Regions from separate parts of the Homo sapiens genome. Here regions 2 and 3 are each linked to region 1. Evidence: chromatin contacts called from ENCODE Hi-C or POLR2A ChIA-PET data. All regions are on one chromosome and are shown on one strand. The core of a region is the stretch at or near the end of the contact, and the rest is flanking DNA. Distances in the headings are between cores, read along the strand shown. Region 1 holds the start of IVD (isovaleryl-CoA dehydrogenase). Region 2 has its middle 23 kb from the start of CHST14. Region 3 has its middle 41 kb from the start of CHST14.

Region 1 (2,901 bases), core at 46-2,545:
GGAGTTTGAGACCAGCCTGACCAACATGGAGAAACTCCGTCTCTACTAAAAACACAAAATTAGCCGGGCGTGGTGGTGCATGCCTGTAATCCCAGCTACCTGGGAGGCTGAGGCAGGAGAATCACTTGAACCCGGGAGGCGGACGTTGTGGTGAGCGGAGATCGCGCCATTACACTCCAGCCTGGGCAACAAGAGTGAAACTCCGTCTCAAAAAAAAAAAAAAAAGAAAAAAGAAAAGAAACTCCTCTTGCCAGGAAAGCTTGAGAATAGGGATTGAACCCTTTCCACTTGAGGTGGTTCACGGAAGCTCTGAGCGCTCGCTGGCTATAAACATAAACTACGGAGTTGCTGGGAGGCTCATACCTCCGCCAACTCCATCCAGCCTCCAAGTGAAACCTCAGGAAGGACTCTGGTTCTGCTCCATTTGTAAATACTACTTCGTCTTCTTTTCTATTTTTTATGAGATGGGGGTCTGGCTATGTTGCTTAGGCTGATCTCAAACCCCTGAGCTCAAACAATCCTCCCACCTCGGCCTCCCAAAGTGCTAGGATTACAGGTGTGAGCCACGGCGCCTGGCCTCCAACTACTTCTTTCAAGTACTTGTTCAACTTTTGTGTTTTGACCCAATGGGCTGAAGAGCGACAGGAGAGCTCACTGTGGCTTTTTAAAACCCCCAAACTGTTTATACAAAAAAGACTCCCTGGTGATTACGATGACCACCCAGGTGTGAGAAGCATACCTCAGCCTGTTCAGGTGTAAGTGAACTACATACAGATTGAGGGCCCTTGTGCCACAAGCGGTAGGTAGCCTGGCCAATCCTCCACCAAAACACCATCAGTCTCTCAGGAGCTCTCCCAGCCTCGACTCCTCCTCTCTACTTCCAGCAGTACTGTCCCACGGTCTCAAATCTTCACTCCACAGACGTGAGGCCGAGGTCAGAGGACTGGACCCGAGGTCGGAGGCCCCGCGTCCCGCCCCCGCGCTGGCGCTCCCAACGGCCCACGGGCAAAAGCCAAGGCTGGGTGGGCGCTGGGCCGATGGGGACCAGGCAGGAAGGAGGCCTTGGGGACCAGGCAGGAAGGAGGCCTTGGGGCCAGGAAGGGGGTCAGTCTCCTCACCTGCCTCTGCTCCTCGCTTAGCCCATTGATTGCATCGTCCACGGGCAAAAGCGAGTGGGCCCGCTGGGAAACGAAGCCGGCAAGCGGCGGCCGCAGCCTCCAGCTCGCCACACGCCACCCCAGCAGCCGAGTCGCAGTCGCCATCTCTGCCATGCACGAAGAGCCAGCGCTGAAACTGAGCCAGCTCTTAGCTCCACCAATCCAGGCTTCGCCGCCCACCAAACCGGCTAGGGGGTGGGCTGCAGCAGCCAATCACCCTAGGCGGCCCGCCGAAGGCGTTGCTGCCCTTGGACCGCACCCGAGCCAATCAACCGTGATCGCCTGCCAGCTTCCAGCCAGTGCAACGGCCGCAGGCCGAGTGGCCCTGCCCCGAACGCTGCAAATGCTGGCGTGCTCCCTAGGATGAGTGTTTTTAGCGGGGTAGAAGAGCAAGTGTTTTTTTCTTTTTATCTCCCTGCGTTGAAATAGCAGCCCCTAACTGCGGAAATCTCTCTGTGGGAAAGCAGAGTGTGGAAACAGCAATCAGAAAACTGCCCACGTACCCAGTAAATTGGTCAAGCATCTCTGGAATAATTAAGATCGGAAAAGTAGTGCTTGCTCTAACGTGCACACTGATCATAACAGAGTACATCTTGCTTTATTATATAACAAGGTTTGTAGATTTAGATTCATGTTTTATGGGAAAGGGGTTATTAAGGAGTAGCTGCCTTCTAGATTGGAGATGCGCCTCGATTTACAGTGGGGTTACTTCTCGATAAACCCATCATAAATGGAAAATATTGTAAGTCAAAAATGCACTTTGAAAATACACTTAGGCCGGGCATGATGGCTCACACCTGTAATCCCAGCACTTTGGGAGGCCGAGGCGGGTGAGTCACCTGAGGCGGAGAGTTTTAGACCAGCCTGGCCAACATGGAGAAATCCTGTCTCTACTACAAATACAAAAATTAGCTGGGCGTGGTGGTGCATGCCTGTAATCCCAGCTACTCAGGAGGTTGAGGCAGGAGAATCGCTTGAACCCGGGAGGTGGAGGTTGCGGTGAGCTGAGATCACGCCATTGCACTCCAGCCTGGGCAACAAGAGTGACACTCCGTCTCAAAACAGAAAACAAAAAAACACCTAACCTACCAAACATCATAGCTTAGACTAGTGGACCTTAAACGTACTTGGAACACTTATAATAGCTTATAACGGCACAATCATGTAACACAAAGCATATTTTATAAGACAGTGTTAGATATCATTTATTGAATATTGTACAGTTTCTATTCAATGTCTATCACTTTCACACCATCATAAAGTTGAAAAATCTTAAGTTGAACTATTGTAAGTTGGGGACCATTTGTATTTAATATGTGTTAAATATTAAATAGTACATATTTACGTATTATACTATATATTAAATAAGATGTATTAAATAGGCTGGGCATGGTTGCTCATGCCTGTAATCCTAGGACTTTGGGAGCTTAGGTGGGAAGATCGCTCGAGGCCAGGAGTCCAAGACCATCCTGTGCAACATAGGGAGACCCTGTCTCCACAAAAAATTTGAGAAAACAAACAACAACAAAAGATGTATTAAATAGTAAATAGTATGTATTTAATACACCAGAATAATAGCAGTCAGGACTTAGAAACACGGGTTCGGGACACAGGGAAAGGAAGAGTGGTGAGGGGAAAGAGGGGAGCTGATGGAATTAAGTCTCTATCCCCTCTCCACTTGCTCTATTTTCCTCCTCCATGTTGTGTCAATGTTATTTTTAAAATTTAATTAATTAATTAGAGA
Region 2 (2,700 bases), core at 183-2,682, 88 kb before region 1:
AAATAAACCTCCTTTCTTTGTAAATTACCCAGTCTTGGGTATTCCTTTATAAGCAATGCAAAACAGACTAACACACTTCTTCTTCTCCTCATTTTTCTTGGGGAGAAAAGCATGAATTTTGAACATGTCTAATTGTAAGTACCTTTGAGATGCCTAAATGGTGGTGCTAATTAGCATCTGGATACATGACTCTGTAACACAGAGGGTGAGCCCTGGGCTAGGGATCTGTATTTGAGATCACTGGCATGTATGGTACTTGAAACATCAGGCATTTGGCCAGGCATGGTGGCTCACACTTGTAATTCCAACACTTTCTGGGAAGCTGAGGCAGGAGGATTGGTTGAAGCCAGGAGTTTGACACCAGCCTGGGAAACCAAGCAAGACCCCATTTCTTAAAAAAAAAAAAAGAATGAAAGAAAAAGAAAATTAGCCGGGTGTGGTGATGCACACCTGTGGTCCCAATACTCAGGAGGCCGAGGAAGGACTGCTTGAGGCCAGGAGTTGGAGACTCCAGTGAGCTATTATTGTACCTCTGCACTCCAGCCTGGGTGGCAAAGTGAGACCCCATCTCTAAAAAAGAGGAGAAAAAGGAAACATTGGGCAAGAATGAGAGAGTTGGGAGAAAACATACTGTAAGAGAAAGAGGACTGGGGAAGACCTTGACAAGCCTCAACATTCAGTGACTGAATGTAGGAAATAACCCACAAAAGAGCCAGAAGAGTAGGCAGGGGTCAGAGAGTGAAGAGTAACACTAGCAGAGAGGGCTGTCCAGAAAGCTAAGGGAGGAGGGTGTTTCAGCAGAGAGAGTGTGATTCTCAGGACTGAATCCTGCTGGGAGGTCAAGAAAGAAGCCTGAGGATACCCACTGAATCCAGTGAGACAGAGGTCACTGATGACTGTGGGGAAAATGATTCTATGGAGTGACGGGGGCTGGAGTGGAGGAATGAATAGGAAGTTCAGAAATGGAGACAATGCATATAAATAACTCTTTCTAGAAGCTTGGGTATTCTATTAGCACACGCAATTGTGACGTTGAAACCACTGTATTAGGATTCACTGAGGCGAATAACATATTTCAATGGAAAAAGAGCCACTGTTTGTCAATAGGAAACCCACATACTAAAATAGAATTGGTGCCCCTCTTGATGAATCTGTGGAGCACTGATTCTGGTAGGACTGCTACATATATCCTGACATCAACAAGACAAATGTTCTTCATTTTGGGTACATACCTGCAAACCTAAACAGCATGATCTATATGTACAGATGGTTTGGTAGACAATTACTGATACAGGGGCATTTTTAGCCCTTTGATCTACTAGGAACAGGAAGTGGCAGAAAAAGAGACTAATCACAGTGATGGATGTTTCATCAGAACTACTGACTCACAGCATGTATCAGCACCCAGTTCTTGCCACCATTGCCTGTGGCACTTCAAACAGCACGGAGACCACTTCAAAACCACAAGGCAAGGTCTGCTATGGAAACACAAGCATGCGGCATTCATTCAATCCACAAATGAGAACTACGAGGGAATGGGAGATTTGGGGACTGAAACACACTAAAACCCACACTTTGATACCTGATCATGTTAGAAGCAGGAGATTATTTCATTCTGGATCTCAATACTTGAGACATTTTGACCCATTTGAAGACACTGACAACATTCACTTGGTACTGAATAGTCATCAGCACACTTCTTTTATCTGTGTGCATATACCAAAAATCTCCTAACCCTAATTGCTGATATCTGAAGTTTCGGTTTCGGCGGCAGGCACCCCTCCTTTTATTTTATCCTTTTTACCTAGAAAGCAGATCCTGAAAAGTTGAAATACATGTCAGCAGAATAGAGAGTGTTTGAAACTTTCAAATTGGTGTTCATTAAGGCAAGTATCTCACTGGTACATCATATTGACAGCAGCAATGCCTTGCACTAAGAGCGTTGGTACTTAAAAACGGCTTTGGGCATGCTTGAAACATATGTACTCATAGGCTGAGCATATATTAAAGGGAAGGGTTTTCAGAGACAGTTATTTGACAGTGACAGCTATCTATATTCATACATCAGGTATTTGCTTCTCCCTATCTGTAAGCTCCTCTTTGGGTTTAAGAAACACACCAGGGGTGGCTCACACATGTGATCTCAACTTTGGGAGGCCGAGGTGGGAGGATACTTGAACCCAGGAGTTCGAGACCCACCCAAGCAACATAGCAAGACCTTTTCTCTACAAAAAAAAATTTTTTTTGAGCAAAGGCCTTCTCACTGTCGCCCAGGCTGGAGTACAATGGTGATCTTGGCTCACTGGAACCTCCATTTCCCAGGTTCAAACAATCCTCCCACCTGAGTCTCCTGAGTAGCTAGCTGGGACCACATATTCCAGCCAACATGTCTGAATATATATATATATATATATATATATATATATTTTTTTTTTTTTTTTTTTTTTTTTGGTAGAGACCAGGTTTTGCCATATTTCCTAGGCCGGTCTCGAACTCCTGGACTCAAGTGATCCACCTGCCTCAGCCTCCCGAAGTGCTGGGATTACAGGCATGAGCCACCGTGCCTGGCCCAAAATTAAATAATAATAATAATAATAATAATAAGCCAGGCATGGTGGCATGTACCTGTGATCCCAGCTACTTGGGAGGATGAGGTGGGAGGACTGCTTGAGCCTAAGAGGTCAGGGATACAGTGAGTCG
Region 3 (3,003 bases), core at 250-2,749, 110 kb before region 1:
TGAGACCAGCCTATCCAACATGGTGAAACCTCGTCTCTACTAAAAATACAAAAAAATTTAGCTGGGCATGGTGGCACCCGCCTGTAATTCCAGCTACTTGGGAGGCTGAGGCATGAGAATTGCTTGAACCCAGCAGACAGAGGTTGCAGTGAGCCTAGATGGTACCACTGCACTCCAGCCTGGGTGTCAGAGCAAGACTGTCTCAAAAACAACAACAACAACAACAACAACAAAAACAAACACAGAAGAAAAAGAAAAAGAAATGGGATTCCAATTCCTTCAGCAGAAGCAGCAGGAACTGGAATTTGTTCTGTAGACTGTGGCAGGCCTGCTGGACAGAAGAGGGTCCTGCCAAGTCTCTGGACTCCACTGACCGGTTTGGGAGCACACATGAGGATGCAGGCTGGGATTGGGGCCTGGAGCAGGGCAGCAGCTGGAGTCTCAACATGCGGACACCAGCAGGACACACAAACTCCATCAGGCCAACATCAGGAGAAGATTCTGTGCTGGGCTGGGCCAGTGATCCCAGATTCAAGGGAGGTGGGGGCCCCACTCAGGAGGGAAGGTCTGAGTCAGGGACCATGGAGACAAAAAAGCTGGAGGGCAGCATGTGGGGGCATGTTAAGGATGGAGATTAGTGAGCATGGGGAATAGAGAGACAGAAATAACCACAGAATTGTGAAGTCTAAGAAATGAAGGCGAGGATAGCTATGAGAGTTGAATTCTAGGGTTACAGCTGAAGGAGCTGAGTGATCCTGGGCTGATGGTGGATGGTAGTTACTTTTAATGAAGTTGCTCAGGCATCAGGATTGGGGCTGCTGATGAAGGGACTGGGGTGTTGGAAGGAGATTGGGTCATACGGAAAACAGGGTGATGGTGAGGCAGAGGAGAAAGCAGGACAAAGACCAAGGTCTATGGCTAAAGCCAGAGGCCCGAAAAAAGAGGGCCCAAACACGTGTAGGGCAACCCCAGATCCTTGCAGAGGGACATTCATCAGGTGGGATGTCAGAGCCAGGAGAGTTAATACTTATCCCCAAAGTAGAGGTTTGGGGAGCAGAGAGGAGGGCAGAGGCGGGTGGGGTGCAGACATGGGGAGGGGTCGCGCTCCTCTGTGGGTTTGGAGGGCTGCCTGTCCGGCGTTGCCTGCCGGAGGGCTTGGCGCTCAGCCACAGTTGCATCATCACTGAATGCACTGAGCCTGTGACCCTGTTTTTACACACACCTGTACCCAGTTCAAGCGGCATCGGGAGAGTCGTCTTAAAACTTCAATCTAAAACGTTCTTTTCCATCTGATCGGGCAGAGCGCAGGCCCCACGGGCCATCGTGGGAGGCACATACAGTCCGCACCGCGCGGACGCCCAGACCGCGGCCTCCGCTCCGCCCCGCCGCCTAGTCCAAGCGGGCAGCCAGTCTCCGCCCTGGAGGCGGCGGCAGAACCGGCTGCGCGAGGTCGGCGCTGGGGCGGCCCGCACATTCCCGCAGGCTCTGCGCCAAGGGGCGGTGCTGCGTACGAGCAGAGCCGAGACCTTGACCCTGACCCGGGCCCTGGGGAGGGAGCGTCCGGCCAGGGAACCTGCCCCTGCGCGCTCCTCGGCTCTTACGCGGCGGCTAGAGGCGTGAGGCCAGAGCCATGATCAGAGGGCGCGCAGTGAGGACGCCCCCAGCCCGCCTCGGAGCTTGGGGCCGCGCTGGGGTCAAGCGGAGCGCACAGAGGCCTGTTATCTGCCAGGGTTAGGAGCCACCGTGGCCAGGTGCCCTGGAGCGGGCCCTGGACCTGCGCGATCGCTGCGGGACAGAAGAGCGGAGACGCGGTTCACTGCCTGGCGCCTACAACCAGCGTGAACTAAGTGGCGAGTGGAAGAGAATAATTTGCCAAAAGAGGGAGGATTTGCTGGTCTACTGGCGGAACTGGAACCCACTATACCCACATCCCCATTCACGAGCGCCCACCTTGAAGGCGTAGAGACGCCATGGTTGTCATAGAAACACTCGTGCTGGGCCGCTGACATGAGCCTGCGGCGTGGAGTGAGGCAAGTTTTTACCAGAATGTGTGCACACATGTAACACGACGTAAAATGTCTGTCACTTATTACGCACATACCCTGAACCTAGGACTGTGCAAGGCACATTACAGAAGTAACTCAGATGTGGGTGTTTTGCAACCTACCTTTCCTCCCTAAGGAATCCTCGAAGCAGGGTTTACCAATGCTCTCACTCCTCCCAAAAGAAGCCACCTACACAGGTGGATTTTATTGAAGGCTTATAGAGGAGACCAAGGAAAGAGGAGATTTTTCATACATACAACAATAGGGTGAAGCATTTCTTTCCATTAAACATCTCTCCCTTGTTTTCCTTTTTGGCTGTTTCTCATGGACCCTTTCTCTGAGCAGTCTCTGAATCTTGCCCAGCCCCAAGTGCTCCCTCCAGGATCTTCCTCTGGACTCTCCATCTCTCCCCTTTCCCTAAGAAGATCACCCGGGTCCTGCCTCTCCAAGACTGCTCGTGGGAATACACACTGTCACCCACACAAGACAGCCTGCTCAACGAGTACTTGCATCGCCAGCATCCACAGTCTGCAGAGGTCAGCAACAGTTTTTATTTCTGAAACACATAGCTTTTCTCATCCAACTTGCCCAGAAATCCAGGAGGTAGATATCATTCCCATTTTACAGACGAGGAAACAGAAGCCTGGGGAGGTTAAGTAACTCCTCCAGTATCACATGTAATAAGTGACAGAACCAGCACTCAAACCCAGGCAGTCAAGCTCTTTCCCCTCCCCAAGGAGTCTCACAGAGCAGCAGTTTAAAGAACCATGTCTGGGTGATATCTTCTGGTGCTTCTATGAGCATTCATGGAATTGTTGCATATGTGATGTGCAGGTCATGAGAATGTGTGATGTTCTTGCATCATTTTATGCTGCTTTGGACTTGAAGCAGCATTTCTCAGATACAGAAATTATGTTGGCAAGTTAAGTTGGATGACAACTACCTACACCCGTATTTT

What was found. Hi-C counts contacts between places; a loop is a spot of excess contacts on that map. ChIA-PET counts read pairs that join two places held with the same protein, here RNA polymerase II (POLR2A). Pooled maps may share reads with other maps.
Region 2: a pooled map shows a loop between it and region 1 (3-fold over the local background). The contact joins the enhancer-like site here to the promoter of IVD in region 1. A Hi-C loop is called at or near these places in 7 of 50 pooled maps. POLR2A ChIA-PET finds 5 or more read pairs at or near these places in 7 of 52 experiments (CD4-positive, alpha-beta T cell, WTC11, activated CD8-positive, alpha-beta T cell and 3 more).
Region 3: a pooled map shows a loop between it and region 1 (2.3-fold over the local background). The contact joins the enhancer-like site here to the promoter of IVD in region 1. A Hi-C loop is called at or near these places in 7 of 50 pooled maps. POLR2A ChIA-PET finds 5 or more read pairs at or near these places in 7 of 52 experiments (A549, HEK293T, WTC11 and 3 more).

Annotation. Positions count from the first base shown.
Region 1 is chr15:40,404,189-40,407,089 of GRCh38, reverse strand. IVD (isovaleryl-CoA dehydrogenase) reads right to left here and starts at 1,295. Exons shown (of 12, transcript NM_002225.5): 1 at 1,119-1,295. The coding sequence starts at 1,262. RefSeq lists an enhancer at 1-90.
Region 2 is chr15:40,492,348-40,495,047 of GRCh38, reverse strand. No RefSeq gene overlaps it. Among named protein-coding and RNA genes, the nearest start is that of CHST14, 23 kb to the right of the region's middle. Within about 2 kb of position 1,432, at least 2 of the 41 ENCODE cell types and tissues checked have a DNase peak (open chromatin) inside an H3K27ac peak, as active enhancers do; they include CD4-positive, alpha-beta T cell, where a contact is called at or near this core.
Region 3 is chr15:40,510,232-40,513,234 of GRCh38, reverse strand. No RefSeq gene overlaps it. Among named protein-coding and RNA genes, the nearest start is that of CHST14, 41 kb to the right of the region's middle. RefSeq lists a silencer at 1,422-1,631. Within about 2 kb of position 1,499, at least 15 of the 41 ENCODE cell types and tissues checked have a DNase peak (open chromatin) inside an H3K27ac peak, as active enhancers do.